5 separate regions of the Homo sapiens genome follow, and all the other regions are linked to region 5. The links are chromatin contacts, found by Hi-C or POLR2A ChIA-PET in ENCODE. All regions are on one chromosome and are shown on one strand. The core of a region is the stretch at or near the end of the contact, and the rest is flanking DNA. Distances in the headings are between cores, read along the strand shown.

Region 1 (5,757 bases), core at 360-2,859, 1.9 Mb before region 5:
AGATTGATGGACCTTGGAGGCTGAATAGCAAAAGGCTTCTAGTACTCAGCTATCAAATAGGAACGCATTATATACAGCACCTGCTTTGCAGGCCTTGCTGTGGTAGGGCCTACTGCACAAATTAGGGGCTTTTGTAGAGCTGTGGCAGGAGAGGGTGTCAAGTGTCAGTTAATCTGAAGATTCAACACAATGAATGAATGAAGCAGCATTGGAGTTTGGTTTTGTTTGCATATCTCAGTCAGTCAGATTATCAGTTTACTATACAGAAAACAACATCAGGGAATGATTTAAAATATACCATCTAATTTTAGATATCCTTCACTTTTTTACTCCCAATTTCATCAAGAAACTCACAGATTTAGATTAACTTTAACAATAGAAAACAAATCAAATTTAAGAGTTTATGTCTTTATATAACAGAATAAAACTTGCCCAACCTGATTAACCCTTTCTATCCTCCCCACCTTCCCAATCCCTCCCTCCTTTCCTTTAGTAAGGTCCCTACTCCTTAAGTCTTTTGAACTCAGTCCTCTCTCGATCCCACACATTGGACAATGAAGCAGTAAGTGTGTCCTTTGAAGTTTAACCTTTCATATTTGTATGCTTTCCCTCACATTAAATGTAATTCCTTTTTTTGACAGCTTTTACATCTAAACAAACCAAAAAAAACAAAACTCCTGCAATGCCTAAAACATGTCGTGCACCTAACACACTACCCGAGAAAAAAATTGTTATGAATATCCAACTCTGGCCAGAGCCGTGGCTCACGCCTGTAACCCCAGCACTTTGGAAGGCCGAGGCGGGCGGATCGCTTGAGTCCAGGAGTTCGAGACGAGCCTGGCCAACACGGTGAAACCGTGTCTCTAACAAAAATACAAAAAATTAACCGGGCATGGTGGCACACACCTGTGGTCCCAGCCACGCTGGAGGCTGAGGTGGGAGGATCGCTTGGGCCCGGGAGGTAGAGGCTGCAGTGAGCCAAGATCGCGCCACTGCATCCCAGCCTGGGCGACAGAGCGGTGACACCGTCACACACACACACAAAATAAAAAATAAAAAAAATCCTATTCCATTTCCTTGTCACTGGCTTTCCCCCTCCTCACTTAACCCCCGCCCCTCGCAACAGCAACTGAATCTAAAAACAAAGCCTTTCCCAGACCCTGCGGGACCGCGCGCGGGCAGCCGGCTGCGGACAGCTTTGCAGCCGGAGCCCGGCGCCCCCTCCGAGCTCTCGAGGGCCCGGGGGTCCCGGACCTCGCCTACAGCGGGCAGGGCCGGGACGAGAGGACGAGGACGCCGCTCGCTCCTGCACCTCCCCAAGCCGGCTTCGCCGGGCGGGCGGCGGCTGGGTAGTGACCGACCGCCACGAAGCTACTGCCACGTCAGGGCAACTTCACAAATCCCGGACGAGGGCGGGTGACGCAAGCCGGGCGGCCGCGGCAGGGCTGGGCCTGCGACTACCCGAGGAGGCTGACCTCCAGCCCGGGCGCCCGGTTCAGCGCCGCCCCGGCCGGCGCCGGTGCCTGCCAGGCACTCAGGGAGGCGGGGGCGCAGTGGAGGAGGCGGCGCCATCGCGAAGCGAGCGCCTCGCCCGCACTCAGCCTTGCCACCCCGCCCGCAGTCCAGGCTGGACTGGGCGGCATTTGCCGAGGCTCCTCGGCCAGGCCCCGTCCGCCCGAGCCGCGCTGAGACCCGGGCAGCGGCCGCGTGGAGAGGAGGTGGCAGCGGCCCGGGAGGCCGGAGCCAAGCCAGCGACCCACCATGGAGACCCGCTACAACCTGAAGAGTCCGGGTGAGCAGGGCTGGGGCCCCTGGGCGAGGAGGGCGGAGTGACCCTGGACCCCGGGGTGGTCGCCGCCTCGGTCCCCTCGCGTCTGGCGCCACTCGCGGCTCAGCTCCTGGTTTCGCGCTCTACGCGAGACCGCCGCCTGCCCGGGAAGTACAGGCCGCAGGGCGAGGTGGCCGGGTGGACGTCCGCTGCCAATCCCCCGGCCGGCCAGCGCGCCCCGCAGCACCCAGCCTCTCCCTTTTCTCATCTTCGCCTGGTCCCGTAGAGCTGGGTCAGAAACTCATCCCTGAGAACAGGTGTAAAGGTGATGTCGGTGGGCGATAGTCATCAACCCCCTCGCTGTACCTGGTCGCTATTCCCTCCCTGTCGCTGCCACCGGACTTCTATTTACTTCTATTTACTGCCGGCTGATTTACTCACATTTGAGGAGTTGGTCGTTTAAATATCCTATTTGCAGCACTTGGGCGAATACAATTACAGACATAAAGGAAATGTTCTGTAACTAAACCAGTTAACTATAGAGCTAAAGCAAAACAAAACAACAACAAAAAAACACCTCGTTGAGCCCTGTTCTTGAGAGCTAACCTTGATTTTTGCCAGACTGGCTAATATGAAATGTATCTGTATTCAGTCGTAGCGATTCCTTTCCTGCATTTAATGATCCTGCTTTATATTTACACAAGCAGTCCCAGCAATCCTAGCCTCTAATTACTTTCTGGTGCATTATAAAGATAAGCAACTAGCTTTCTCAGCTTAATAAAACAGGCTTGAAATGAATCATTGGATCCTCTAAATGGTATTTTTTCTATCTGTACCTTGATACATTTTGTCAGGGGGAAGAAACTCCACAGTTAACTCTGCATGATAAACTCTAGGATATTAGTGATGATTTCACCAACTTTTGCTGTTGCTTAAAATTTCCTTCCAAAAAAAGCTGTTTCTCAGTAGGAATTAGCAAGACTAGCATCCTTGTGGAAAGAGTTGACACTGTGAATCTTTGGGTTTTTTGTAAGGTTTCAGAATATGCAAAAACCCCAGAAAAGCCTGAGGATATTGATTGGAGGGAGCTTTGTTAGCCTGAGTGCTGTCAGGCTAAGAAATGTCCTTAGGTGACCAAGTGTGTAGAACTGGTCATAATATTTTAGGAGCCACTGACTCCTTAAAAAAATCTGATGAAGACCTGGCACGGTGGCACACGCTTGTAATCCCAGCACTTTGGGAGGCTTGAGCCCAGGAGGTGGAGAGCAGCCTGGCCAACATGGTGAAACCCCGTCTCTACTAAAAACACAAAAATCAGCCGGGCATGGTGGTGGCGCACTCCTGTAGTTCCAGCCACTCGGGAGGCTGAGGCAGGAGGATGGCTTGACCCGGGGAGGAGGTTGCAGTGAGCCGAGATCGCGCCACTGCACTCCAGTGTGGGCGACAGAGCGAGACTCCATCTCAAAAAAAAAAAAAAAAAAAAAAAAAAAAAAGAGAATCCCGGGGTGGGGAGGGAGGAAGAAAAGACCAAAGAGAAAGAGGGAAAGAAAAGCTTAATTTTTAAGCTAGATGGTAAAATGATTGAATTATTTACATTGTGGTATATTTAACTGGAGCTGTTTGGGTAAAAATGTATGGTGGCTCCCTGGTCACACGGTTCCTTAGGACAGCAGAGGTGCTTAGTGAAAGGTCCAGAGGATAATGCACATGTGAGTAGTAGTGCAGTTTAGAATGGAGAACTGGTGGAACCCAAGAGATTGTTGTCAGAAAACATCGCTCAATTTCGATAGGTTAGACTTAATACTATGATGATAAGCTTTTAAAAATCTCCAGAATTTTGTATATTTCCAAAGTATGTGAACTATTGTCAGCTGGTTGAGCTTTGGTTGACATGCTTCTAGCTGTGTCATAAATTGCTTCCTTTTTCTGGTTTCATTTCCTCAAAGATAGTGTTGCTGCTCTAAAAAAAAAAACACAATGCTTCTTAAAAATCTATTTTTGTTAGTGTGTGAATTATTTGGAGTTCATGGAGAAGTTGAATTAGGTAAGATATGGGACTTACTGAAAATGCTGGGAGGCATTGTGAAAATACTTCCTTCCTTTGCTTTATTCTCAGTCCTGTGGTATTTTTAGAGTAATGCCTGTGTGAAGGGGAGCAACTGAAAACTCCAATTTCCTGTGTATGGCAGGGTGCACACACACACACACGTAAAATACCAACATACCAGACAAACAAAAAACAACCACACAATGTGAGGGATATAATCTTTTACTCTTTATCTGATGTGGGATTGTCTTTGATGTATGAGTGGAAAGATTAAGTGAAGACAATACAGATAGCTGGTTAAGGGCCAGTGTACTAGCATGTGGATATAGTAAATTTTTTCATTTCATAGGTGGGGAAACTTTTTGCTTTATGGTTTTTTTTTGGAATGGACTTGTGATTATGGATAGAGCTGTTGTGTAGGATCACCTCACAGTAGTTGTCTGTGGTAGTTGTCAGTAGTTGTCTATGGATCTGCTACTGTAGTAGCAGTAGTTGTCTATGGATCATGCTACTTGTCTATAATCTGTCAATAGTTGTCTATGGATCAAGCTACTTGACCCGTGTTTGGGTCTGCTCTGGCCAAGGAAGTAGGGTCTTATAGTACAAAGTGAAGAAATGTGTATAAAGCACCTCCTTTGGCAGCTTCTTCATCAGGGGGCCATTGACATGTGCAGCAGGTGGTGGGAGTATAAGAGACTGGTGCAAAAGTACCCACTGCCTCCACCAGAAGTCTAAGAGTTACCTATCCATGCCATTGGTGTCAACTGCACCTTCCCACTAATCCACTCAAGGTTTCATGTCCAACTCAGGCCCTTCTCGTAAGCTATAGATACACAGAACTTATGGTGACTCAACATCTTCATTTCCCATAGAGTGAAAAAAATCTCTGTAAGTATAAAGACAAAACTCATCAGTTTTCTTCTCCTCCCCTAAACTTGCAGTTTACCCTAGTATTTCATATCTCAGGGATAGACAGCACTCAGGCACCTATGGGAGTCATTTTTTATTTCTTGGTCGCTTCCTTGCTCCATCCCTGCCCTGAAACACACAACTCAATACACACACAGAAACACATATATCTAATCAGTCACTGTTGTCACCAGATCAATCAAAACAAAAACTGATTACCCCCAAATTGAAAAATTTTCAGTAGCTTTCTGATAGCTGTCAATAAAGTTCAAAGTAAACTGCTTAGCTTGGCCTACAGGGCTGCTCATGATTGACCCTGCCCTTCCTCACCAGCCTCACTGTCCACCACTCTTATGCTCTTCCTCATTTTCTTTTTTTTTGAGGCAGGGTCTCCCAGCCTGGAGTGCAGTGGTGCCATCACAGCTCACTACAGCCTCAACCTCCTGGGCTGAAGTGATTCTTCCACCTCTGCCTCCCGAGTAGCAGGGACCACAGGTGTGTGCCACCACACCCAGCTAATTTGTGTATTTTTTGTAGAGACGAGGGTTTCACCATGTTGCCCAGGCTGGTCTCAAACGCCTGAGCTCAAGTGTTCCCTCCACCTTGGCTTCCCAAAGTGGTGAGATTACAGGTGAGAGCCACTGCACCAGGCCTGCGTTTTTACCTATCCATTTTGCCTGAATGACTCTCTAGCTGGAGTAGCTTTTCTCACTTAGGTGCTTTGGTTCCTGTTGGAACCTCTGCTTAGAATGCCTTCCTTTAAATCCATCTGAAATTCCTATAGTTCTTCAAGCTTTAAGGTTCAGCCTTGTCTAGCTCCCCTAGGCAGACTAAAGTAGTTCCTATATATACTTGTACATATATACTTGGTCAATATTACCACTTGGTTGTAATTATTTTCATGTCTTTCTCTACTGACTGTTACGGAAGACAAGAAGCAGGTCTTGGTCATTGTTTTATCTCCAACACTCAGACATTCTTTAAATGTTTGTTGAACTGATACATTTGCAGGGTCCTCCTGGGCAGAAACATC
Region 2 (6,050 bases), core at 1,144-3,643, 1.3 Mb before region 5:
CAGCTTGCTAAGCAGGTCCCTTCCTAACAAAGGCAAGGGGCAGTCAGGGATGTACAGGAACTGGTGAATCACTTCATGTCCCCCCACCGAGCAGGTCCGGGGCAAACAGAAAGCCTGCTTTGTCAAAACTCCTGTTGCTCCAATTATATCAATAGCCTTTTTAGACAAGGGGGCGACCGGGGTGGTCACTACTGAATGTTCAGCACCAGTATTGACCAGAAACTTAATGTCCTTGCCCCCAACTGTCATTCTGACCATGGGCTCCTTGGGGGCACGTGAGCCTGGTCCCCTTCGGTCCAATAACCCCTCAGCCAGATTGAACAAGGCTCCTTCGTCCTTGTCTGGGGTCTTTTGCTCTGAACCACCTTGCTTTTCTTTCAGCTGAGGGCACTTATCTTTCCAATGTCCTGTCTCTTTACAATAGGCGCACTGGTTACGTTGCAAGCGTGGACGGTCAGACTGGGTATTTTTCCTGGAGCCCCCATTCCCTTGTCCTTTCAGGGGGACCCCTCTAATAGCTGCAGCTAGTAGGTCAGCATTTCACCGGGTTGGCATTCACCTTCTTTGCGGCTCTCTCTGCGGCTTGCTGCATCTGTATTTACAAACACTTGGTTGGCTATTTCCAGTAATTGGCGACGTATTCATACCTGCAAACCCAGCCCGTTTCTTCAGCTTTCTCCTAATATCCTCTGCGCTTTGACTAACTAAGGCCATGTTAATCATGCGCTGATTTTCAGGGCTGTCTGGGTCAAAGGGAGTGTACATGCGATAGGCCTCACACAGTCTCTCATAAAATTGCACTGGACTTTCTTGCTTTCCTTGGATAACCTCGGAGACCTTGTTTACGTTTGTGGCCTTTTGGGCTCCTCTCCTCAACCCTTCTAAGAGTGCTTCCCTATACCGCATTAGCCTTTGCATACCCTCTGTCTCGTTTGGATCCTATTAAGGGTCAGTTCCTGGTAGCTGGATCCTCACATACTCTTGGGGGTTCTGATAATCAGCTGGAACATGCTCTTCCAGCCACTTAGTTGCTACCTCGAGCACTCTCCTCCCTCATCCGTGTTAAAGAGGTACATGAGCAACTGGTGGCAATCAGCCCAAGTGGGGTTATGAGTTTGGATAATAGTTTGGAGCAAGTCAATCAGAGCTTGCAGCTTTTCTGTATAGGATGGGATGTTATTTTTCCAGTTGAGGAGATCGGCAGAGGTAAAAGGTTGGTACACAAAGGCACCCCTACCATATGCCCCTCCTCATTTACCCCAGTATACCGTTGCTCTCTTAGGGGCATTTGTGTCCCAGTTTTAGGTTGCAAGCAAGCTGCCAAGGGAGGGGTTTCTCCCAAGCTTCATATCCTCTTTTGTCTATTTTAGGTGGCCTTGGGGTGTGCACACCTTGCAGAGGCTCAGGGGCTGTGGGCTTCGATGTGGGGAGCCTCTCTTCTTGGTAAGGAGGGGCACCATTGGTGCCATTTCTGCCATGCATCCTCTGATGTGGGGTCGGACAGAACCGTAGGAGCTGACTTCCCTCGGCGGGTGGAGCAAGACTTTTCCTTGGCTATCTGTCCCTTTGCTACTAGTACTGCTGCAGCCTGTCCTCTTAGCCACTGTGAGGGGTCTAAAACTAGCTGCAACCAAGTATCTATGTATGGTAACTGGTCTGGGTGTCCTGATTTATCAGTTACTTTGTGCCATACCTTTGAAACTAGGGACCTGTCTAGGCTTCCTTCTGATGGCCATCTCACCTCTAATGCTGGATAGTCTATCTCACATAAAGCCTTAAGCTTTCCAGGTGTCATAGCAATTCCATAGTCCCCATTGAATCCTTTCTTGAAATTCTTTAACATAGTTCCTAACAGGGTAGGCTTACTTTGTATTTTACACATTTTCCTCTCTCAGGAGACAAAACAACACTCTTACCACAAAGGGGGAAGGGAAAAAGGGGCAAAAGGTCACTCACTCACCAAGCAATTCACACTAAAATCAAAGTATGGATAAGGAATTACTCATTCATCAAGCAATTTGAGCCAAGTCAGAGCCGAAATCATAGCCAGAACAGTTCAAATCCAAAAGTCAATAGTGAAATCTAAACCAAAACAGTTCAAATCTAGTCAAAATGAAAACCAAAACCAAAGTGCCAAGAAAGCCATGCTGTGGGTGATCAGCCCACACTTCCACTCAGATGGAGTGGGCCAGTTCCAAGGCCAGTCTTACCATGTTCCAGATGTCCAGACTCCAATCGCCGATTCCTTCCCGGTGTTCAACCGCTGTGTTAATTCTCCACGGGGGTCTGCCGCACACTGCTGTGGCAAGGCATTTGACCAGGGCAATTGCCTACGCGAGAGTGCTCCCAGGATCTGCTTTGCTTAAGCTCGCCGGAGTCCTCCCCAGGGATGCTCCACAGGGCAGGCCTAAGCCGCCTAAGAGGCTGCCTCAACTGTCCACTAATCACCTCGCTTCCAGGTCAGGGAACCAAGAAATGTAGCAGGAATGGTTGCAGACAAAACCTCTCGGACACTGGTTTTATGAAGGAAGAGGCTTTAATCAGCTGGGAGCATTGGTAGACTCGCATCTCATGATCTGAGCTCCCCAAAGTAAAGATTCCTGTCCCTTTTAAGGGCTTACAACTCTGAGGGGTCCATGTGAAAGGGTCATGATACATTGTGCAAGTGGGGGCTACGTGACTGAGAGCTACATGCATCAGTGATGGGGGCTAGCAGAACAGAACAGAAAGTTTCAGAAGTCTTCCTCATACAATGTCTGGAATCCACAAGCGGTTAGGTCAGGAGTTGATGTTTAACTACCAGGCACGGTTCTTGGCACCAAGCCATCTGGCTATTGATCTCACTTCTTCTTTTAACCTTTTGCTTTCTCATGAAATAGGAGACAATGGGAGAGGTGGTCTACTTCCTTAAAGGTGTGTTTCCTCTATGCCGATTTTGCCTAGGGTTGTAATCACAAGGAATGCTAGATTTTGTCAAATGCTTTTTCTGGATCCATTGATATGGTTTTTGTTTTTAATTCTGTTTATGTGGTGTATCACATTTATTAACTTGCATATGTTAAACCAACCCTGCATCTCTGGTATGAAAGCCACTTGAAAGTGATGTATTACCTTTTAAATATGCTGTTGGATTCAGTTACACAGTATTTTGTTGAGGATTTTTTGCATCTGTGTTCATCAGAGATATTGGTCTATAGTTTTCTTTTTTGTTATGTCCTTCCCTGGTTTTAATATTAGGGCAATAATGGTTTCAGGGAATGATTTAGGGAGGATTCCCTCTTTATCTTTTGGAATAGTTTCAGTAGGATTGGTACCAACTCTTTGAATATGTGATAGAATTTAGCTGTGAATCCATCTGGTCCTGGACTTTTTTTGTTGGCAATTTTTTTTATTACTATATCAATCTCACTACTTGTTATTGGTCTGTTCAGAGTTTCTGTTTCTTCCTGGTTTAATCTAGGAGGGTTGTATATTTCCAGGAATTTATCCCTCTCCTCTAGGTTTTCTAGTTTGTGTGCCTGAAGTTATTCATAGTAGCATTGAATGATTTTTTTGTATTTCTGTGGTATCAGTTGTAGTATCTCCCATTTCATTTCTACTTGAGCTTGTTTGATTCTTCTCTCTTTCTTCTTTTTTGGTTAATCTCACTAACGGTCTGTCAATTTTTTTTAACCTTTTCAAGGAACCAGCATTTCGTTTTATTTATCTTTTGTATTGCTTTTTGTTTGTTTCAATTTCGTTTAGTTCTGCTCTGATCTTTGTTATTTCTTTTCTGCAGGGTTTGGGTTTGGTTTGTTGTTGTTTCTCTAGTTTCTTGGGGTGCGAGTTTAGATTGTCTGTTTGTGCTCTTTCAGACTTTTTGATGTAGGCGTTTAATGCTATGAACTTTCCTCTTAGTACCGCTTTTGCTGTATCCCAGAGGTTTTGATAGGTTGTGTCACTATCATCATTCAATTCAAAGAACTTTTTAATTTCCATCTTGATTTCATTGTTGACCCAAAGATCATTCAGGAGTAGATAATTTAATTTCTATGTATTTGTATGGTTTGGAGGGTTCCTTTTGGAGTTAATTTTCAATTTTATTCCACTGTGGTCTGAGAAAGTACTTGATATAATTTCAGTTATCTTAAATTTATTGAGACTTGTTTTGTGACCTATCTTATGGTCTGTCTTGGAGAATGTTACATGTGCTGATGAAAAGAATGTATATTCTGCAGTTGTTGGGTAGAATGTTGTGTAAATATCTGTTAAGTCCATTTGTTCTAGGGTATAGTTTAAGTCCATTGTTTCTTTGTTGACTTTCTGTCTTGATGACCTGTCCAGTGCTGTCAATGGAGTATTGAAGTCCCCCACTATTATGGTGTTGCCATCTATCTCGTTTCTTAGGTCTAGTAGTAATTGTTGTATAAATTTGGGAGCTCCAGTGCTAGGTGCATGTATTTAGGATTGTGATATTTTCCTGTTGGAGACTAATCCTTTTATCATTGTATAATGTCTCTCCTTTTCTTTCTTTTTTTTTACCATTGTTGCTTTAAAGTCTGTTTTGTCTAATATAAGAATAGCCACTCCTGCTCACTTTTGGTGTTCATTTGCATGGAATATCTTTTTTCACCTCTTTACCTGGAGTTTATTTGAGTCCTTATGTGTTAGTTGAGTCTCTTGAAGACAACAGATAGGATACTTGGTTGGTGGATTTTTATCCATTCTGCTATTCTGTATCTTTTAAGTGGAGCATTTTGGCCATTTACATTCAATGTTAGTACTGAGATGTGAGGTACTGTTCTATTCATCATGCTAGTTGTTGCCTGAATACCTTGGGCTTTTGTTTTGTTTTCATTGTGTTGTTTTATAGGCCCTGTGAGATTTATGCTTTAAGGAGGTTCTATTTTGGTGCATTTCGAGGTTTTAAGATTTAGAACTTTTTTAGCATTTCTTGTAGTGCTGGCTTAGTAGTGGCAAATTATCTCAGCATTTGTTTGTCTAAAACAGACTATCTCGCCTTCATTTATGAAGCTTAATTTTGCTGGATACAAACTTTTTTCCTGACAGTTATTTTGTTTCAGGAGAGTAAAGATAGGACCCCAATGCCTGCTGGTTTGTAAGGTTTCTGCTGAGAAATGAGCTGTTAATCTGATAGGTTTTCCTTTATAGGTTACCTGATGCTTTTGTCTCATAGCTGTTAAGATTATTTCCTTTATCTTGACTTTAGATAACCTGATGACTATGTGCCTAGGCAATCATCTTTTTGTGATGAACTTCCCGGGTGTTCTTTGAGCGTCCTGTATTTGGATGTCTAGATCTCTAGCAAGACCAGGGAAGTTTTTATTGACTATTCCCTCAAATAAGTTTTCTAAATTTCTAGATTTCTCTTCTTCCTCAGGAACACCAGTTATTCTTATGTTTGGTCATTTTAACATAATCCCAAATTTCTTGGAGGCTTTGTTCATTTTTTTTTTTTAATTCTTTTTCTCTTTGTCTTTGTCTGATTGGGTTAATTCAAAAGCCTGTCTTCAAGCTCTGAAATTCTTTCTTCTACTTGTTCTAGTCTATTGTTGAAACTTTCCAGTGTATTTTGCATTTCTCTAAGTGTGTCTTTTACTTCCAGAAGTTGTAATTGTCCTTTCTTTGTGGTACCTATTTCTGTGGAGACTTTTTCAACCATATCCTGTATTTTTAAAAAATTTCTTTAAGTTGATTTTTACCTTTCTCTGGTACCTCCTTGAGTAGCTTAATAATCAACCTTCTAAATTCTTTATCAGACAATTCAGATTTCTTCTTGGCTTGGATCCATTGCTGGGGAGCTAGTGTGATCTTTAGTGGGTGTTATAAGAACCTTGTTTCATCATACCAGAATCACTTTTTTGGTTCCTTCTCATTTGAGTAGACTGTTTCAGTGGATAGATCTGGACTTCAAGGGCTGCTGTTCAGATTCTTTTATCCCACAGAGTAATCCCTTGATGTGTTGCTCTCCCCCTGTATGTCAGGGTTCTCTAGATGGACAGAACTCATAGGATAGATGTATATATGAAGGGGAGTTTATTAGGAGAATT
Region 3 (5,685 bases), core at 2,500-4,999, 1.2 Mb before region 5:
TTTTATAATTCCATCTTATTTCTGATGTATATGTTTTATTTTCTCTGCCTTCATAAGAACTAAAAACCAAAGTTATTTACGTGAAAACAAGATTTTTGTTTGAGTTCATTTACTTGAGATATGTTTAAAAAATCCACCTTCTGTCACACTATAGAAGTAGATTTTGAATTATCAAAAGGTAGAATTATAACTTCAGAAAAGAAAAAAATGGTCAATTTAGTTTAACTCTATGTACAAAAATTTATTTATAGTCTCATATATTCATTCCACACCCCCGTTCTTCTTTCCTTCTTTCTCCCTCTGTCCTTCTTCTTAATAATAATTTTTAATTCTGACCAAAATAAGTTGTGGCAGTACTTTCTTAGCATAACCTGGACTGTTGAAGAGTAATTCTGTTCTTTAAAAAAATCCCCAATGGGCTGGGTGCAGTGGCTCACCCATGTAATCCCAGCACTTTGGGAGGCCAAGGCCAGAGGATTGCTTAAGCCCAGGAGTTTGAGACCATCCTGAACAACATGGGGATACCCCATCTCTACAAAAAAAATTGCAATATTAGCCAGGTGTGGTAGTGCACAACTGTGGTCTCAACTGCTTGGGAGGCTGAGGCGGGAGGATGACTTGAGCCAAGGAAGTTGAGGCTGCAGTGAGCTGTGACCGCACCACTGCACTCCAACCTGGGTGACAGACTGAGACTTTGTCTCAGAAAAAAAAAAAGAAAAATCTGTGGTAGGGAGCCCCATGGAGAAAAGGTGGAAGCAAGATAAAAAGACATGGAAGCCAACCTGAGAGTTTTCAGTGGCCAAAACTAGAACAATTTGAGCAATGAAATAAGTGACGAGTATTTTATTATAAACCAAATAATAAAATAAATATCCATGAGTCCATACCAATACAGATAAGCAATTAAATGAATAAATAGGGGAGAAGGGACAAATCTTTCTTATGGAAGAACTCTAGATAATAGATGTAGAAGGAATGGAGGATACAGAAAAATCCCATTAGAACACCGCAGGAATAATTGCTCAGGCAAGAGTTACAGATGAATGCCAAAATTAATAAGTGAAACTTTTCTTTGAGCTGCTAATTTAAAATCTTGAGAAGTACTAGATCCGTTTTCATCTGATAGTTTCTTAACCCCAGATTATTTATAGATTCAAATAGTATAAAAGTGTGGTATGCAATCAGATGGATACAGGCAACAAATTTTTTTCAACATAAAATATATGGTGTGTTGCTCTGTTTTTTTCAGAAACAGTAAAACCTCATCAGTTCAATGTAATTTGGGGTACAGATGTGAAATCTTGTTTTATAAATATTTTATTCTTTTTACTTTCAAGGTCTCATTAACTCAAACTAGGATAACAGTTGATTAGAAGACCTGATGGGGTCCTGTTTTAGTAAATAATAATATGTAATTGGCTGAGGATGATTATTGTCATAGTAACAAATTAGATCTAAAATTAAACTCCTCTCCCTTATACCGGTCATTCTTTTGATCCGACCATTATTGGAAACTGTTTTTAGTTTGTATACATGTGGGAGATATTATTTTTATTAGTTAAATATATTTTACCACCTAACCAAATGAGTAACTTGTAGTGCATCTATCTTGGGACTATAACTGGTGTGATCAATGAAGAATGATGTATTGTTCTTAAATACGGAAATACGTTTAGGTTAGTAGTGGCAGGTACGTGCATTTTCTGGAAAGCTCTGTTTACCAGATTTTTAGTGGCCAAGGAGATACACAGATAGTTAATAGTACTGCTTAATTGTTACAGTCAGATTGAGTAACATAATTTATAGCAATTCTGAAACTGAGAACACAAGAATGATAAGCTATATGATAAAGACCACAGTTGCTAGTCAGCAAAAGTGCAGACTACACATTGTTGACTAGCAAGCCATTCTTGTAAAGTACATATGATAAAATTTTCTTGACAGCTGTTTTCAAAGTCAGCCTTCCTATGTCATCATGGTTCCTTTAGTAAATTTACTTCTAAGGTTTTTTTTTTTTAATTAAGCAGTGTTTCTTGCTGAAAGAAATCAAAGAAGATACAAATAAATAGAAAGACATTGGTGCTTGTGGATTGGAAGACTTAATATTGTTAAAACATCTATACTACTAAAATGCATTCCACCCCTATCAAAATCCCAATAGTATTTTTTGCAGAAATTAAAAAACTATCTTAAAATTCATACAGAATCTCAATAGACCCCAAAAGGCCAAAACAATCTTGAGAAAGAACAAAGTTGGAGGCCTCACACTTCCTGATTTCAAAACATACTTCAAAGCATCTAATTTAGATGGCATACTTAATTACTGGCATAAAGATAGAGATACAAATCAATGGAGCAGAATAGAGAGCCCAGAAATAAATCATTGCATATATGGCCAAATGATTTGCCACAAGGGCGCCAATACTACACAATGGGAAGGGACAATCAATATCTTCAACTAACAGTGTTGGGAAAGCAATATCCACATGCAAAAGAATGAAGTTGAACCCCTACCTTACACCATATACAAAAATTAACACAAAAATAAAGACCAAAACATAAGACCTTAAACTATTAAACTTGTAAAAGATAACATAGGAGAAATCTTTTTTTTGGAGATGGAGTCTCCCTCTCTTGCCCAGGCTGGAGTGCAGTGGCACGATCTCAGCTCACTGCAAGCTCCGCCTCCCAGGTTCATGCCATTATCCTGCCTCAGCCTCCCGAGTAGCTGGGACTGCAGGCACCTGCCACCACGCCCGGCTAATCTTTTTGTATTTTTAGTAGAGACAGGGTTTCACTGTGTTAGCCAGGATGGTCTCGATCTGACCTCATGATCTGCCCACCTCGGCCTCCCAAAGTGCTGGGATTACAGGCGTGAGCCACTGTGCCCGGCCAGGACAAATCTTTAGGACATTGGATTAGGCAATGATTTCTTGTGTGCAACACCAAAATCATAGGCAACAAAATAAAAAATAGACAAAGAGGACTACATCAAAGTTAAAAACTTATGTACATCAAAGGAATCAATCAGCAGTGTGAAAAGGCAGCCTACAGAATGGGAGAAAATAATTGCAAATTGTACATCTGATAAGAAGTTAATGTCCAGAATATATAAGGAACTCCTACATCTCAACAACAATAAACAACCCAATTAAAAAAATTGACAAAGTTTCTTGTATACTGAAGAAAGTATACTGAAGAAAGTATACAGCCAATAAGCACATGGAAAGATTCTCAGTCATTAGTGAAATGCAAATCAAGACCACAATGAGATAGCACCTGACACCATCAGGATGGCCACTATGAAAGAACAAAAAGTTTAAATTAGAGCACAGTAAACAATGGGCGTCAATTTTTTTTAAAAAAAAAAGGAACAAAAACTAACAGGTGTTAAGGATGTGACATTGGAACCCTTGCATACTGTTAGTGAGAATGTAAATTGATGCAGCCATTATGGAAAACAAAGGGGTCCTCAAAAGATTAAAAATAAAATTATGATCCAGTGATACTGCCTCTGGGTGTATAGCCAAAATAATTTAAAACCGGATCTCAAAGAGATATTTTCACACCCACGTTCTTTGCAACATTATCCAAAATAGCCAAGAGGTAGAAGCAGCCCACGTGTCCATTGACAGATGAATGGCTAAAGAAAATGTGGTGTATACATACAGTGGAATATTATTCTACCTTTAAAAAGAAAGAATTTCTGTCACATGCTACAACATGAATAAACCTCAAGGACATTATGCTAAGTGAAACAAGCCAATCACAAAAGGACAAATAGTGTGTGATTCTGTTAATACTCGTATGAAGTATCTAAAGTAGTCAAAATCATAGAAACAGAAAGTAGAAAGGCAGTTATCAAGGTCTGGGTAGAGGGGAAGGGGGGCAATTAGTGTTTAGGGAGTATAGCATTTCAGTGTTGCAAGATGGAAAAGTTCTAGACATACACTTAGCATTGCTGAACTGTACACTTAAAAATGGTTAAGATGGAAAATTCAATGTTTTTTTACCACAGATTTTAAAAAGCAATGTTTCATTGCCTAATTTTATATTTGGTTAACAATTTTACTGATTGTTCTATGTCCCAGGCACTTTCAATTATTATTCTTTCAGTGACCCAGTAAATTAGGAACTTGTTCCCCATTTTAGAAATTAGGAAATAGACACTGAAAGGTTTAGAAACTTATTTCTGTTAGACCTTACATGTGGTATAGCAAAACTGTGTTTACCTAACTGAATGAGTTGTCCAATACTTGCATATACACAGTGTTTCCAAAATAAAAGAATGGGTCCCTAGAAAGCAAGGCAAGAGAATTGAGACTAAAATAATGAATATTTGAGGATAAATTTGGCAAGTTTGCTACTTGGAATATCACTTTTTTGGGCATGTCTAGTTCCAAAACCACTGAGTGTATTGCACCTGTTGGATTTGTTGAAAATGCAGATGGTACAATCAAATGTAAAGGGAAAGGAATATAGTTTGAAAGTTTTTATGAAGACATGTGCTGCCTAATCTGCGAATTGAAAGCATCTTTTAAAAACTTACTTCTCGTCATATTCCTAGGTGGTAGTGAATATGTGGGTAGAAAAATGAGAATGTTTCAGATAATGCTAATGAAGTTAAATGATTGCAGTCTACCATATTGTGAGGAAAAGTTGTTAGCCATGAAAGATGAGGACAGAATTAAAATATTACCATGACTGGCATTTGATTTGAAAACTACAAAGATAAGCTTAGGTTCCTATTTATGAAAACCATTCTCACAGCCCAGTGAAATATCTTTTAAAAGGTTCGTAGTTACCATGGATACTTGTTAGCTTTGATAGAGTATCCATATTCAGTCATCTGAGGTGAAGAAGCCAAAAAACCCATCAACTAATGTCACAAATAGCTTCATCTGTAAATTTGTACTAGTTTGGGGATGGAAAGGCTAAGTTTCCTGAAGATTAGATTGTTGGTTAATTGTCACTGCTTGGAAAGCAAAATATTTAGGATGTACATTGCCTGAATTTGATCCTAGTATTCACTATTGATATGTAACTTTTTCATTTAACTAGTACACGGCATTTCTTAGATTTTAACATAGGAATTTAGATGGTTAGACCTTTCTGAAAGTTGATGAAACCTAGGCAGTATACTCAATTTCTGAAAGCCGTAGAGACACAGACAATATTGAAGGTATTGGTCCCCATGGTAACATATTTGCATTTGGCCCAGCATGGCTGGTTTCTGCCTAGCTTCTTTTAATTGCTATATATTGACAGCCATTTTCACAATTATTTATAAAATGTCGGATAAGTGAGCATGTGTACAAGGGAGTGCACACCATACCTTAAGCTTGATTAGATACTTCAGATGACAAAGAGCTCTCTGCATGAAGAGTTACTGAGGTATTTTTATCATTTCCTAATGTGCCTGTCACATAGTAGAAGCAAAAAGCCTTTCAAGTTATTTAAATATTTTCCTCAATTCTCTTTCAAAACAGGTGACAAAAGAGCTGAAACAGTATGACAACAAAATTATAGAATGCAAATTTGAGAACAACAGCTGGGTCTTCATGAGACAGAGAACAGACAAAAGTTTTCCTAATGCCTACAACACTGCCATGGGTGAGTATGACAACTTACCAGTGCTTATTATATTTAAAACAAAAATTAAGGTGTTAGACCCAAAGTGTGCTG
Region 4 (5,943 bases), core at 3,076-5,575, 1.6 Mb before region 5:
TGGCAAGAAGTGGTGAAATTCAGGATGTATTCTGTATTGAGCTAACAGACTTTATCAATGGATTGAACATAAAAAATGAGAGAAAGGGAGGAGTCAAGGATAAAACCAGTTTTTGGCTGGGGAACTGGTAAGATGCAGTTGCCATTTACTAAGATGAGGAAGAATACAGGAGTGTGGAGACAAAAGTGATTCCATCTTGGAGGTTAATCTGCCATGTTGACTTCTGATTAGCCCTGGTCCTGTGAATGCCTCCTGGTTTCTACTTTATTTACTGTCCCAAGTGTAAAAACAAAGCAACCTTGATGTTATCGCATACATTAGAGGCTATGATGCATATAGCATTCTTGCCTGTTCTGGAGGATTGCCTTTCATTGTCTTGGTGGAGGGAGCATGTACACCCTTACCCTATGGTACATAAGCCCTGGGTCTGGGGAGTAACAATGCAGAAATCTACCTGTCTTGCGGCCTCCCAAGACCGTGCCTCCATCTGTAAGTTCTTCCAGTAAAACACCCTATACTGACCTACATCTGCCTCGTTTTTGGGTTTCTTGGCTCCTTAGGCATTTGAGGCTGCTTTGCATATATGGCCCTTTCACAGAACAAGGAGGCACAGATTTAGGGGCTGAGGAATCAGGCATTTTCTTTCAGACATCTACATTTAACATGCCTAATAAATATACATTGGTGATATCACTCAGGCATCTAAATATATGATTGGAGTAGGTTCAACAGAGAATGGAAGAAAAAGAATTGGAGACAGCACATATAGACAATGCTTTCAAGTTTTGTGTAAAGAGAGGCAGATAAGGTGGCAGGCAGAAGGGACACATGGGGTTGAGAGATAGACAACGTCATATGTTAAGATGAAGGTATCTTTTGGGAGGCGGAGCTTGCAGTGAGCCGAGATCATGCCACTGCCCTCCAGTCTGGACAACAGAGAGAGACTCCATCTCAAAAAAAAAAAAAAAAAAAGAAAAAGATGAGGGTATTTTAGAGTATGTTGATAGGCTGATTGAAATGATTTAGTAGAGAGTAAAATTTGACTGTGCAGAACAGAGGGATAATTTCTGAGGTAATTATCTTTGAGTAGGCAAGAGAATATTGGATTTAGTACACAAGTGGAGACAATGACCTTGGACAGGAGCTTAGTTTATCCATGACAACACTCATAGGAAGGCAGAGAAAATCGTAAATGTGGTAAAGGTAGCATGTAGAAGACTATTTTTCTGGTTGCATCCTCTTCTTAGGGAAAGGGAGGTAGGGTCATCAACTGTGTAAGATTTAAGGTGAGAAGAGAAGGTGCAAAAAAGTGAACGATTTAGGGAAATGCAGGATTGTCAGGCAGCCCTAAGGGCACACCTAAGGATAGTGGTCATAATTTAATGTGAGCCACTTCATATGGTTAATTGTTTTCCTCCAGCCATGTTTAAAGAGGAGCAGGTGTGATATGGTTTGACTGTGTCCCCACCCATATGGTTTGGCTGTAGTCCCCATAATCCCCACATGTTGTGGGAGGGACCTGGTGGGAGGTAATTATGGGGACCTCCATGTTGTTCTCATGATAGTGAGTGAGTTCTCATAAGATCTGATGGTTTTATAAGGGGCTTTTCTCCCCCTTTGCTCTGTACTTCTCCTTGCTGCCACCAGGTGAAGAAGGACATGTTTGCCTCCCCTTCTGCCATGATTGGAATTTTCCTGAGGCCTCCCTAGCCCTGTGGAACTGTGAGTCCTTTAAACCTCTTTTTCTTCATAAATTACCCAGTCTTGGGTATGTCTTTATTAGCTGCATGAGAACAGACTAATACAGTAAATTGGTACCAGGAGTGGGGTGCTGCTGTAAAGATACCCAAAAATATGGAAGCAGCTTTGGAACTGGGTAACAGGCAGAGGTTGGAACAGTTTGGAGGTCTCAGAAGAAGATAGAAAAATGTAGGAAAGTTTGGAACTTCCTAGAGATTTGTTGAATGGTTTTGACCAAAGTGCTGGTAGTGATATGGACAATAAAGTCCAGGCTGAGGTGGTCTCAGATGGAGATGAGAAACTTGTTGGGTACTGGAGCAAAGGTGACTCTTGTTATGCTTTAGCAAAGAGACTGCTGGCATTTTGCCCCTGCCCTAGAGATCTGTAGTACTTTGAACTTGAGAAAGATGATTGAGTGTGTCTGGTTGAATAAATTTCTAACCAGGGCCCAAGGGCTGTTTAGTCAGTGGGTGACGGATCCTGCCAGGACTGGGTCTTTCCCTTCAAGGCAGTAGTTTCCCTTCGGTCCCAGAGTGTGTCTAGACATGTTGTCTGGGAACTAGGGCTTGAAATAGGGCCTCATGACTCTGACCAGTGCCCTATCCTACTGTGGCTGAGCTGGTATACAAGATGAAAGGCAAAGTCATCCTTTTCTTCCCTCTCCTCTTGTCAAACAGAAGGAAAAGTTCTCTTCTGGAGCTGTGAGCTGCACTGCCTGGGGTTGGGGGAGGGGTGGCATAAGCACTCCTTTAGCTGCCCTGGCTGATGTCTCATTGGGGCATGTGCTCTCCAAGTCCACTAGTTCCGAGCCCAGCACAGCACTAGGGCTTGAAGTCCTTGCAGCCTAGACTGTCATTCAAGTTGATTTAGGGCTCCAGAGCACTTCAGCCTGTAGTGTGAGGCTCGCCAGAACTCAAGTTCCAACCACCGGGATGGGTGATTTCCCCTCTGGCCAGGGCTGGTCTGAATGCTGCCTCTGTGGGTGAGTGTCAGCTGAATTCAGTCTGGTTTTTCTTTCTGTTGTGACAGGGCATCACTGAGTTCAATGCAAAATCTCACAATGCTGGGCTTTCTGTCTCCCAAGCACACATTTCTCTGTGCCACGCAACAGCTGCTGTGGGGGTGCAGGAGGGGATGAGGGGTGGGTGGTGTTGGCAATTCAGGGCTGTCTTTTATACCCTCTTCAGTGCCTCTTTCAGTGAGATGAAGTTAAAGCCAGGTACTGTGAGTGCTCACCTGATTTTTGGTTATGACGGTGTTTTTGCCCAGGCTGGAGTGCAGTGGCATGATCTCGACTCACTGCAAGCTCCGCCTCTCAGGTTCATGCCATTCTCCTGCCTCAGCCTCCCAAGTAGCTGGGGCTACAGGTGCCTGCCACCACGCCCGGCTAATTTTTTGTATTTTTTAGTAGAAACGGGGTTTCACCATGTTAGCCAGGATGATCTCGATCTCCTGACCTTGTGATCCGCCCGCCTTGGCCTCCCAAAGTGCTGAGATTACAGGCACAAGCCACCGTGCCCGGCCAATGATGGTGCTTTTTTATGCAGATAGTTATTAAATTTGGTCTTCCTGCGGCAGGGGATAAGTGGTGGGGACTTTTATTCTGCCATCTTGCTTCATCCCCCAGTTACAGACTTTTTGTGGCCTATCATTTCCTCTTGAAATTATCATCTATTGAAAAACTGAAATAAAAAGCTCAAAAATGAATTCTTATTGTGGTGATGATTGTGCAACTCTGTGAATGTACTTAAAATTTTTGATTGTGCACTTCAAATGGGTGAATTTCATGGAATGTAAAAAACCACAAAAACTGTTTAAAAAACTGAATTTATATTTATTAAATACTATAATGACATATTTGAAATTTAAAGTCAAGGTCTAGCTTAAAATAGTGCTCAGTGTTGATGTTTTTAAATAATTAAGTAACCTACCAGAGCATAGTTCTAATAAAAGGAAAATCCACTGGAAAAGAACTAGGTCACTCATTATGTGTTTCTAGTACTCGTTAATATGAAACAGAAGTGAAACTGCATCATTGCCTGGGATTACTGGAGTTTGCATAAGGCTCCAGGAAATTCCTTACTTGCAACACTCCTTGGCCAGCACTGTATCTGCCTTGTCCTTTCTGATAAAGTCCACCCCATGTTGTCTATGTACTTGTCCTTAATCTTTCTTTGCTTGTCAGTTGGCTGGATATGCTCTACTGCTAGGAGTGTAACCATTTTTAGTCCTGACGTAGGAAGACAGCTAGAAGATAGTAGTAAATTTTGCTGACAGGAAAAAGGCCAAGTTGGAACTCGCATGCATGTAAATCATCCTGCTAGTTAGTCATTGTTCTCACCAATAACACTACGGATCTGGAGTGTGACTTGAACAGAGCGGCTATGTGAATACTCAGCTGGCCTGGTTCCTGCGGACTTTGGAAAGCCCTTAGGTGGGACCGGAGTGTTCTGAGGTGGGGCGTGCTGAGTCATGTCTTCTCAGCTGCTCTTTTGTAATAATTATTCCTGACAGTGACCAGTCACTGAACATTCCAGGCTTACGCCTGTGTTACTAGACTTTTTATGTTTATTGCCAAACTGAAATGCTGAAAACACCCAGCAGTGGTAGGTACACTGCAAGTCTCCAGTCAGAAGGCCTCCATTCCGGGATGATTAATATCACGTGCCAGTCCTGTTGCTCTGCTTCTCCTCCCAGGATGCTCCAAGCTCCCAGCTGCACTCCCAGCCCATCCAGGCTGGACACCGGGCACCTTCCTGTCTCAGCTCACATTTCGCCTTCCTGAAGATCTGAGACAGTCTCTCCCAACTTCACGCACTGGCTCTGCCACTTACCAACTGTGTGACTTACGGATGGTGGTTTGGCAGTAGATGGTCAACACAGATGATTATCTTTCCTGGCTGTTCTAGAGTAACAATACCATCACTGTCCTCTGATTGGAATTTGCTTCATAATTTAGCATTTAACCTTAAACTCTCTTGTACCTTTGCCCACTATTTCGTGTGGTGTTTATTTTGTTTCCTTAGCCTAAAACCTCCCTGGGAAGACAGAAAAGGCTTTATTTTCTTTTGGGATCCTTTTAGAATGTGTTCTCCATTCACAGAGCAAGCTTATGCAGGCTTTGAATATGTCACAGTTGGTGGGCAGTTTAGTTTGTTGACACCACTGTTTTCAGTTCCATTAGGTTGGGGCAGTAGGATCAGATCAGGTAACGAGGGTGTCAGGGCATTGGGACTGAGTTGAACCCAACGGACCATGGCTGACTATGATGTGGAGGTTGTCTCATTGCATCAGAAGAGTTCAGTTTTTCAGAAAGTGGAAAGCCCTCATTTACGTCATCAGTCAAAACAGAGGGCTTCTCTTACAGCCTAATACATGAAATGTCTATTTCTCTTCTTCATTACAGACACCCAGTTGCCCTTGCCAGAAACTTGAGTCATTCTTAACGCTTCCCTCTTGACTTCCCTCATTGCCCAAGCTAAGAGTGTCAGCAAGATCCAGTAGACTCAACCTCTCTGTGTCTCTGCAGTCTGGCCCTCCTCTCTATGCCCTCCCCGAGGCTTTAGTTCCGGCTTCCATCATGTCTTATTGGCATCTTTATAATAACCTCACAGCAGGTCTCCCTGTCGTTCAATTTACTTCTCTGTCATTTACCTCCAAAATTCTGCTGCCATTATCTTTCTTAAACAACAGTCTGATCATGCCACTCATATATATATATATTTTTTTTTTTTTTTTTGAGGCAGTCTTTTTCTGTTGTCCACGCTGGAGTGCAGTGGCACATTCTGGGCTCACCACAAACTCTGCCTCCCAGGTTCAAGTGATTCAAGTACTGGGATTACAGGTGTGAGCCACCACACCTGGTCAGATTGGCATGTTGCCAAAAAATCATTCTGACTACAATACGGGGAATAAATTGAAGAGGGAAAATTAAATTCTAGGAATTTTTTTTTTGAGACAGGAGTCTTGCTCTGTCACCCAGGCTGGAGTGCAGTGGCGTGATCTCAACTCACTGCAACCTCCACCTCCCTGGTTCAAGGGATTCTCCTGCCTCAGCCTCCCGAGTAGCTGGGACTACAGGCACCCGCCACCACGCCCGGCTTTTTTGTATTTTTAGTAGAGGCGAGGTTTCACCATGTTGGCTAGGATGGTCTCGATTTCTTGACCTCATGATCCACCCGCTTCGGCCTCCCAAAGTGCTGG
Region 5 (5,431 bases), core at 2,157-4,656:
CCATTATAAAGTGGGCAAAGGCCATGAATAGATATTTTTCAAAAGAAGACATACAAATCGCCAAAAAGCATGAAAAAAATGCTCAACATCACTCAGCATTAGAGAAATGCAAATTAATTTAGTTCTATTTAACTTCACAGTATATGACGAACTAGTTAATGTTTGCAATGTAAGACATTAGTAACAAGGTTTCACTAAAATACTGTAGCAGATGCTGCTACCTGCCCAATTTCCCTGCCCTTCCTTCCTTACTAACAGAGCCTCAATTTGGATTGGGGCAAGGATTTATTCATCTAAGAAAGAAAAAAGAAGTGAAATGTCCCTGGGTCACTTACAATATCATTCTGGTCAATAAATGTTAAGTAGATGGGAGGGATTCTGGGAAAATTATTATTTTCTGGATAGAAGGTGATAGACCCAATTGGCACACATATTTTGCCCTTTGTCTTTCCCCCTTCTTTCTGCCTAGAGGCAGGGTAGCTATCTTTTGACCACCAGATGACCATATTGCAAGGATGGTGTGCCCCAGGAAGCCAGGAAGAATGGTCTATGTCTCTCCAGATTTTGTGTTATGAGAAAAATATCTCGTGTATACTACTATTTTGTGGGCTTTTGTTTCATGCAGCTGAAGGCAATAATGACTAATACAAATATTGTATTTACAACTGAGAATAAGTAATTGCAAATTTGAGGACTGTTGGGTAATCACCTTAACAAGATTCTGCACATCACTTTTCATGAGGGTTCTATCCATGTTAAAGCCATTACTTGGATCCAGGACAACAGCTTTCACCTAGAAAAAAGTAGGAACGAGTCCATTAACTAGGAAAGAATCCATTAAGCAATTTTATTTCATATTATTAGCTTAATATGTTTCCATTTTTTAAACAACTACCTCTTGATTACGTTGGGGTTGGTTTTCCAACTATTCTTCTTATTACTGAACTCATCAGTACCCTTGTTAGAGGTTGAAAAAAGGAAGCAACAAACATCAAACTTGAATATGGTGCTAGAAAAGTTATATGGGGAAATAAGTTGAAAGCAATGGCTAGGTTTTCAATTGGGAAACTATGGCATATTTTATTGTATTTTTATTGTGTATTGTTAACCAAAAGCAAGAACAGAGAAACCACAGCAATGAGTAATTTTTAACAACGGCAAACAAAAATACACGTCAAAAAATTCCCACACAGGAGAACATTATTGATGTTTCCAAAACTCATCAAGGTCTTCTAAATGTCTCTATAAATCTAGAACTCACATGCTCTATAAACTTTTTAAAAATGTTTTCACAAATTTGTCCAATTATCTCGTTATGCTTCAACTGAAAAACATTTATGAAAGCCTCACAGAATTTAAAGGGGAAAATGGACACCACATCTTAAAAAACCTCTTAATAAAACAGTAATCACAAAAATATTTCTTCTTACCATAAAAGCAATCAGAGTTTCAGAAACAATCTCTCCATGGGCTGCACATTCTTGTCCTATTTCTCGTATAATACTCCTTATAACACTTTCGGCCTGAGTTGGAGGCATTCTGGCTAAATAAAACAACAATTTTTTTTAAAAAAACCGTGGTTTTATGCAAATTTATTTTTTTCCTCTTTTGATTTCTGCAATATTGTATTTGTAAACAGTCATAATATCATCTATTAGCTTATTAGCATTTTTATTAGTATCTAGGCCTCTCCTGTTTTTCATTATTTTTAAAAATGAAGGACTTTATTGAAGACAGACAACGATTGGGATTTCAAATAATTGAAACATTTGATAAATAACATTTTCAATTATTTAAATTATGGTCACTAAACATATATTCCTATCATGATATTCTTAATTAAAAAAAAAAAAAAAGGCTAAGCAGGCTGGGCGCGATGGCTCACGCCTGTAATCCCAGCACTTTGGGAGGCCAAGGCAGGCAGATCACCTGAGGTCGGGAGTTCGAGACCAGCCTGACCAACTCAGAGAAACCCCGTCTCTACTAAAAATACAAAATTAGCCGGGAGTGGTGGCACACGCCTGTAATCCCAGCTACTTGGGAGGCTGAGGCAGGAGAATCGTTTGAACCCGGGAGGCGGAGGTTGCGGTGCCATTGCACTCCAGCCTGGGCAACAAGAGCGAAACTGTGTCTCAGGAAAAAAAAAAAAAGGCTAAGCAGTATTTGTAGGGGAGGGAGGTAAAATTAATGAGAAACCCAAGAGTACAGCTTTAAAAGGAGAAATGCTTATTCCACCACATTCATTAAATGACCCTTCAGAACTGTACTAGAATCTTGGAAAACAATTCTTGCTCAGATCATTAAAATGATCTTTTCCGCACATCTAAAATAGAGTTCAGACTCTCGATAAAAAAAAGCATTTACTATAAGGAAAAAGTGGTAGGTTTTGATCGAGTTTTCTGATTTTCCTGAATATCAGTAACTAAGCACAATGGAAGTTGGCATGTAGAGTATAACAAAGGCAATATCAGGTAGATAAAGCCAACTCCTCAGCATTATTAGCTTTCCAATGGATGAGTACGAAGCACTAGGCATTTTGTCCAGTGAAACCAGATTGCCTGGATTCCATGGTGACCCGACCACTGTCCAGCTGTGAGACCTTGGGCACTTGCTTCACTTCTTTCCAGAGGTGTGAGGACTAAATTAGTCCTGTTTTTAGTGGTTACAACAGTGCGCGGCTTAAGGGAATCGCTTAAAACAGCTTATAATCAGTACTCCAAGATCACAGGCAGCGCATGCGCAAGTGCCAGTCAGTGGGAGAGTCCGTCGCGCTCCGGATCTGTGTGCGCGCTCCGGATCTGTGTGCGCGCTCCGGATCTGTGTGCGCGCTCCGGATCTGTGTGCGCGCTCCGGATCTGTGTGCGCGCTCCGGATCTGTGTGCGCGCTCCGGATCTGTGTGCGCGCTCCGGATCTGTGTGCGCATGCGCGCCGCTGCCGGGTCGCTAGGGACGCGGCTCAGCACCTTCCCTGCACCCACCCTCCAATTACTAAGTCTCCCGAGGTCCGGCTTCTGGGGTAGCCAGTGGAGCGAAACAGAAGCGGGAGGCCTCAGGCACCCGCGCAAAGGCTAGAGGGCAGCCCTGCAGCCCTGGGGTGGCGCCTCCGGCAGGAATGGACCGCTGTTCCAGCTCTGCGGCGGCGCAGCCTAAAGGATCGAGACTGAGAGCTAAGTCTCGACGAGGCAGGACGCGGTCCTCCAGCCGCCCGAGCTCCGCCAGCCGCCCCAAGCTCGCCGCCTGGCGGGGTACGCCTCCGGGTCAAGGGCGCGGAGCCCCGAGTAGGCTGACCTGGATCGGAATCGACAGCAGGAGCCGTGTCTGTCTGCTTCTGTCCTGGGGCCCTCACCGCGACGGTCGGAGCAGTTGGGCGCTCGCAGCCACCGCCGCGTAACCATGGAGATGGAAGGCTCCGGACCAGAGGGGGCGGGGCCAGGTGGGGGTGGGGCGGGGTCCCACTTTGAGGGTCTTTCCCCCAAAAGATGGGCTGGAAAAACTTTAAAAACAAAGGAATTTCAGGCAGAGACATCTTAACCTCCGTGGTTAAGACTGTGAAACACAAGTTCTCGTAAATAAGGATATTAACTTGCTAGCGTGGGAATGATGAGGCGGCTTTGAAAGCGGGGTGGGGGAGAGGGAGGAGCCAGTTGGAGAGGCTGGGAAAACGGAAGGGCTGTATCCTGGGCAAATAGAGTTCTTGTAAAAGTATCTAGTTTTAAAAAACAAAAGTAAAAAGTATCGAGGTTTTATTTCATGTCCCGTTGTTCAAAGGAAGTCTGTAACAGAACGCTCCAAGATGCCCGAAGAGAAAACTGCTCATTCAAGAAGCACATGATAAGAACACATTAGTGTCCGAGTCAAAATAATGAGGTTTTATCCCTTAACGATAATATCGTTAGGCCCACCTTCAGACGTGAAAGTGTGAAAAAGGATTAAATACTCATTAGAAGGAGAGCATCAAACAACAAGGTTTTATTTTTAAACAGTAATTTTTCTCAAACTGCAAACAAATATGCAGAATATGCTTTGCTTAAGGACATTCCCTGATTACTAGGAAATGAATCAACACAAAAACTCAAGAATATACATCATAATATAACACAATTTTATTTCCGCCTTCTAGAAAATGTTCCCGGAATGTGGAAGAAGCTTGTGTAAAAATAGATGTTCAGAGTAACAAGATTTATAATAGCACAGCCTTAGAAATCTAAACACGTTATTTAAGTAAAATATCAGGCAGGTATTTAAAATTATGTTAACAAAAACCTTGTGTTTGTCTTATATTTGTTAAAAGCCAAATGCGAAATTTTTATATAATATGACTTAAACTATATTGACATACATATAATGCACAAAAAGTGTAGGTCAGTTTTTCAAAATCACAGCAAGCAATTAGATCTAAGGATGGAATTATAGGTAAATTACTTTTATTTCTTTATACTTTTCTGTTTTTTCTAGATTTTTCCATAATGAGTATATATTGTCTTATGATCTATAAAACAAAATTTAAAAATACAAGGGAGATGAGACTGGCTATTTGTAGAGAATGAACCCAATTTAGATATACAAATATACTGTAAGTATACAAGGTAAAGCAACCAAAGGACGGTGAGATAGCAAAATTTTAACAGTGGTTGTAACTTTGTAATGGCTTATGGCTGATTTGTCTTCTTTATACTTTAAGATAGCTACCAAAATGTCTTCCATGAGCATATATTATATATTAGAATATTAAATATCTTTTAAGATGGTAAGAATAATACCATCATATTAAGTATAGTTTTAAACTAATGGGCAAATCCTGGCACAAATACTCCCTGAAGTATGTTTGATACTGTTAATTCCTACTTAATGTCAATGTTTTCTTCTCTTTCTGTTACTAATTTAACCCTGTGTTGGGAATGACAGTGTTCTCTTTTAAAAAAAAAAATCTCTCAACCTCTTTCTCAGTGAGAGTGGCCTGTGACATGGTCTAGCCAATGAGATGTAAGTGTAATCACTGGATGAGGTGTCAGGGAAAGCACTTCCATTTTATGTCTATTGCCTTTCCTTTTCTTTCTACTTGAAATGAGAATATGCTGGCTGAAGCTCCAGCAGCCTTGCTGTGAACATAAACATGAGGGTCACATCTTAAGGATGGTGGAACAAAAATGAAAAAGGAACCTGAGTTCCTGGTAACGTCATGGAACAGCCCTATCAGCTTCTTGACTGGCTATCTCCAGACTTTGCATGAGAGAAGATAAACTCCTATTTTATTAAGCTACTATTATTTGGGTTTTTTGCTACATTCAGCCAAACTGAATCCCTGACTGCTACAATGGGTATGACTTTGGAAGTATTATTTAGCGTTTTGTGCTACATTGAATTATTCTCCCTAATCCTTCATGCCTCTTAGCATCCACACCTTTGCCATGGACTTTGGTGGAGTATACTT

Evidence for each region. Hi-C counts contacts between places; a loop is a spot of excess contacts on that map. ChIA-PET counts read pairs that join two places held with the same protein, here RNA polymerase II (POLR2A). Pooled maps may share reads with other maps.
Region 1: a loop to region 5 is called in a map of naive thymus-derived CD4-positive, alpha-beta T cell, with 5 times the contacts of the local background. The contact joins the promoter of UBE2J1 here to the promoter of CFAP206 in region 5. A Hi-C loop is called at or near these places in 1 of 168 maps with a recorded cell type or tissue (naive thymus-derived CD4-positive, alpha-beta T cell) and 7 of 50 pooled maps. POLR2A ChIA-PET finds 5 or more read pairs at or near these places in 3 of 52 experiments (CD4-positive, alpha-beta T cell, Panc1 and activated T-cell).
Region 2: a loop to region 5 is called in a pooled map, with 4 times the contacts of the local background. The contact joins the enhancer-like site here to the promoter of CFAP206 in region 5. A Hi-C loop is called at or near these places in 2 of 50 pooled maps.
Region 3: a loop to region 5 is called in a pooled map, with 1.9 times the contacts of the local background. The contact joins the enhancer-like site here to the promoter of CFAP206 in region 5. A Hi-C loop is called at or near these places in 1 of 37 single-sample maps with no recorded cell type and 2 of 50 pooled maps. POLR2A ChIA-PET finds 5 or more read pairs at or near these places in 1 of 52 experiments (OCI-LY7).
Region 4: a loop to region 5 is called in a pooled map, with 2.0 times the contacts of the local background. The contact joins the enhancer-like site here to the promoter of CFAP206 in region 5. A Hi-C loop is called at or near these places in 1 of 168 maps with a recorded cell type or tissue (breast epithelium) and 1 of 50 pooled maps. POLR2A ChIA-PET finds 5 or more read pairs at or near these places in 1 of 52 experiments (HCT116).

Annotation. Positions count from the first base shown.
Region 1 is chr6:89,348,574-89,354,330 of GRCh38, reverse strand. UBE2J1 (ubiquitin conjugating enzyme E2 J1) reads left to right here and starts at 1,609. Exons shown (of 8, transcript NM_016021.3): 1 at 1,609-1,792. The coding sequence starts at 1,762. RefSeq lists silencers at 1,148-1,247, 1,258-1,967, 1,998-2,057 and an enhancer at 1,354-2,303.
Region 2 is chr6:88,659,019-88,665,068 of GRCh38, reverse strand. The region is part of intron 14 of RNGTT (RNA guanylyltransferase and 5'-phosphatase); the gene reads left to right. Among named protein-coding and RNA genes, the nearest start is that of RNGTT, 300 kb to the left of the region's middle. Within about 2 kb of position 2,393, at least 2 of the 41 ENCODE cell types and tissues checked have a DNase peak (open chromatin) inside an H3K27ac peak, as active enhancers do.
Region 3 is chr6:88,614,200-88,619,884 of GRCh38, reverse strand. It overlaps RNGTT (RNA guanylyltransferase and 5'-phosphatase), which reads left to right. Exons shown (of 16, transcript NM_003800.5): 15 at 5,490-5,613. Among named protein-coding and RNA genes, the nearest start is that of RNGTT, 350 kb to the left of the region's middle. Within about 2 kb of position 3,749, at least 3 of the 41 ENCODE cell types and tissues checked have a DNase peak (open chromatin) inside an H3K27ac peak, as active enhancers do; they include OCI-LY7, where a contact is called at or near this core.
Region 4 is chr6:89,033,978-89,039,920 of GRCh38, reverse strand. No RefSeq gene overlaps it. Among named protein-coding and RNA genes, the nearest start is that of PNRC1-DT, 44 kb to the left of the region's middle. RefSeq lists a cis regulatory region at 3,720-4,554. Within about 2 kb of position 4,325, at least 29 of the 41 ENCODE cell types and tissues checked have a DNase peak (open chromatin) inside an H3K27ac peak, as active enhancers do; they include breast epithelium, where a contact is called at or near this core.
Region 5 is chr6:87,405,947-87,411,377 of GRCh38, reverse strand. CFAP206 (cilia and flagella associated protein 206) reads right to left here and starts at 3,406. Exons shown (of 13, transcript NM_001031743.3): 1 at 3,289-3,406; 2 at 1,431-1,543; 3 at 710-793. The coding sequence starts at 1,538.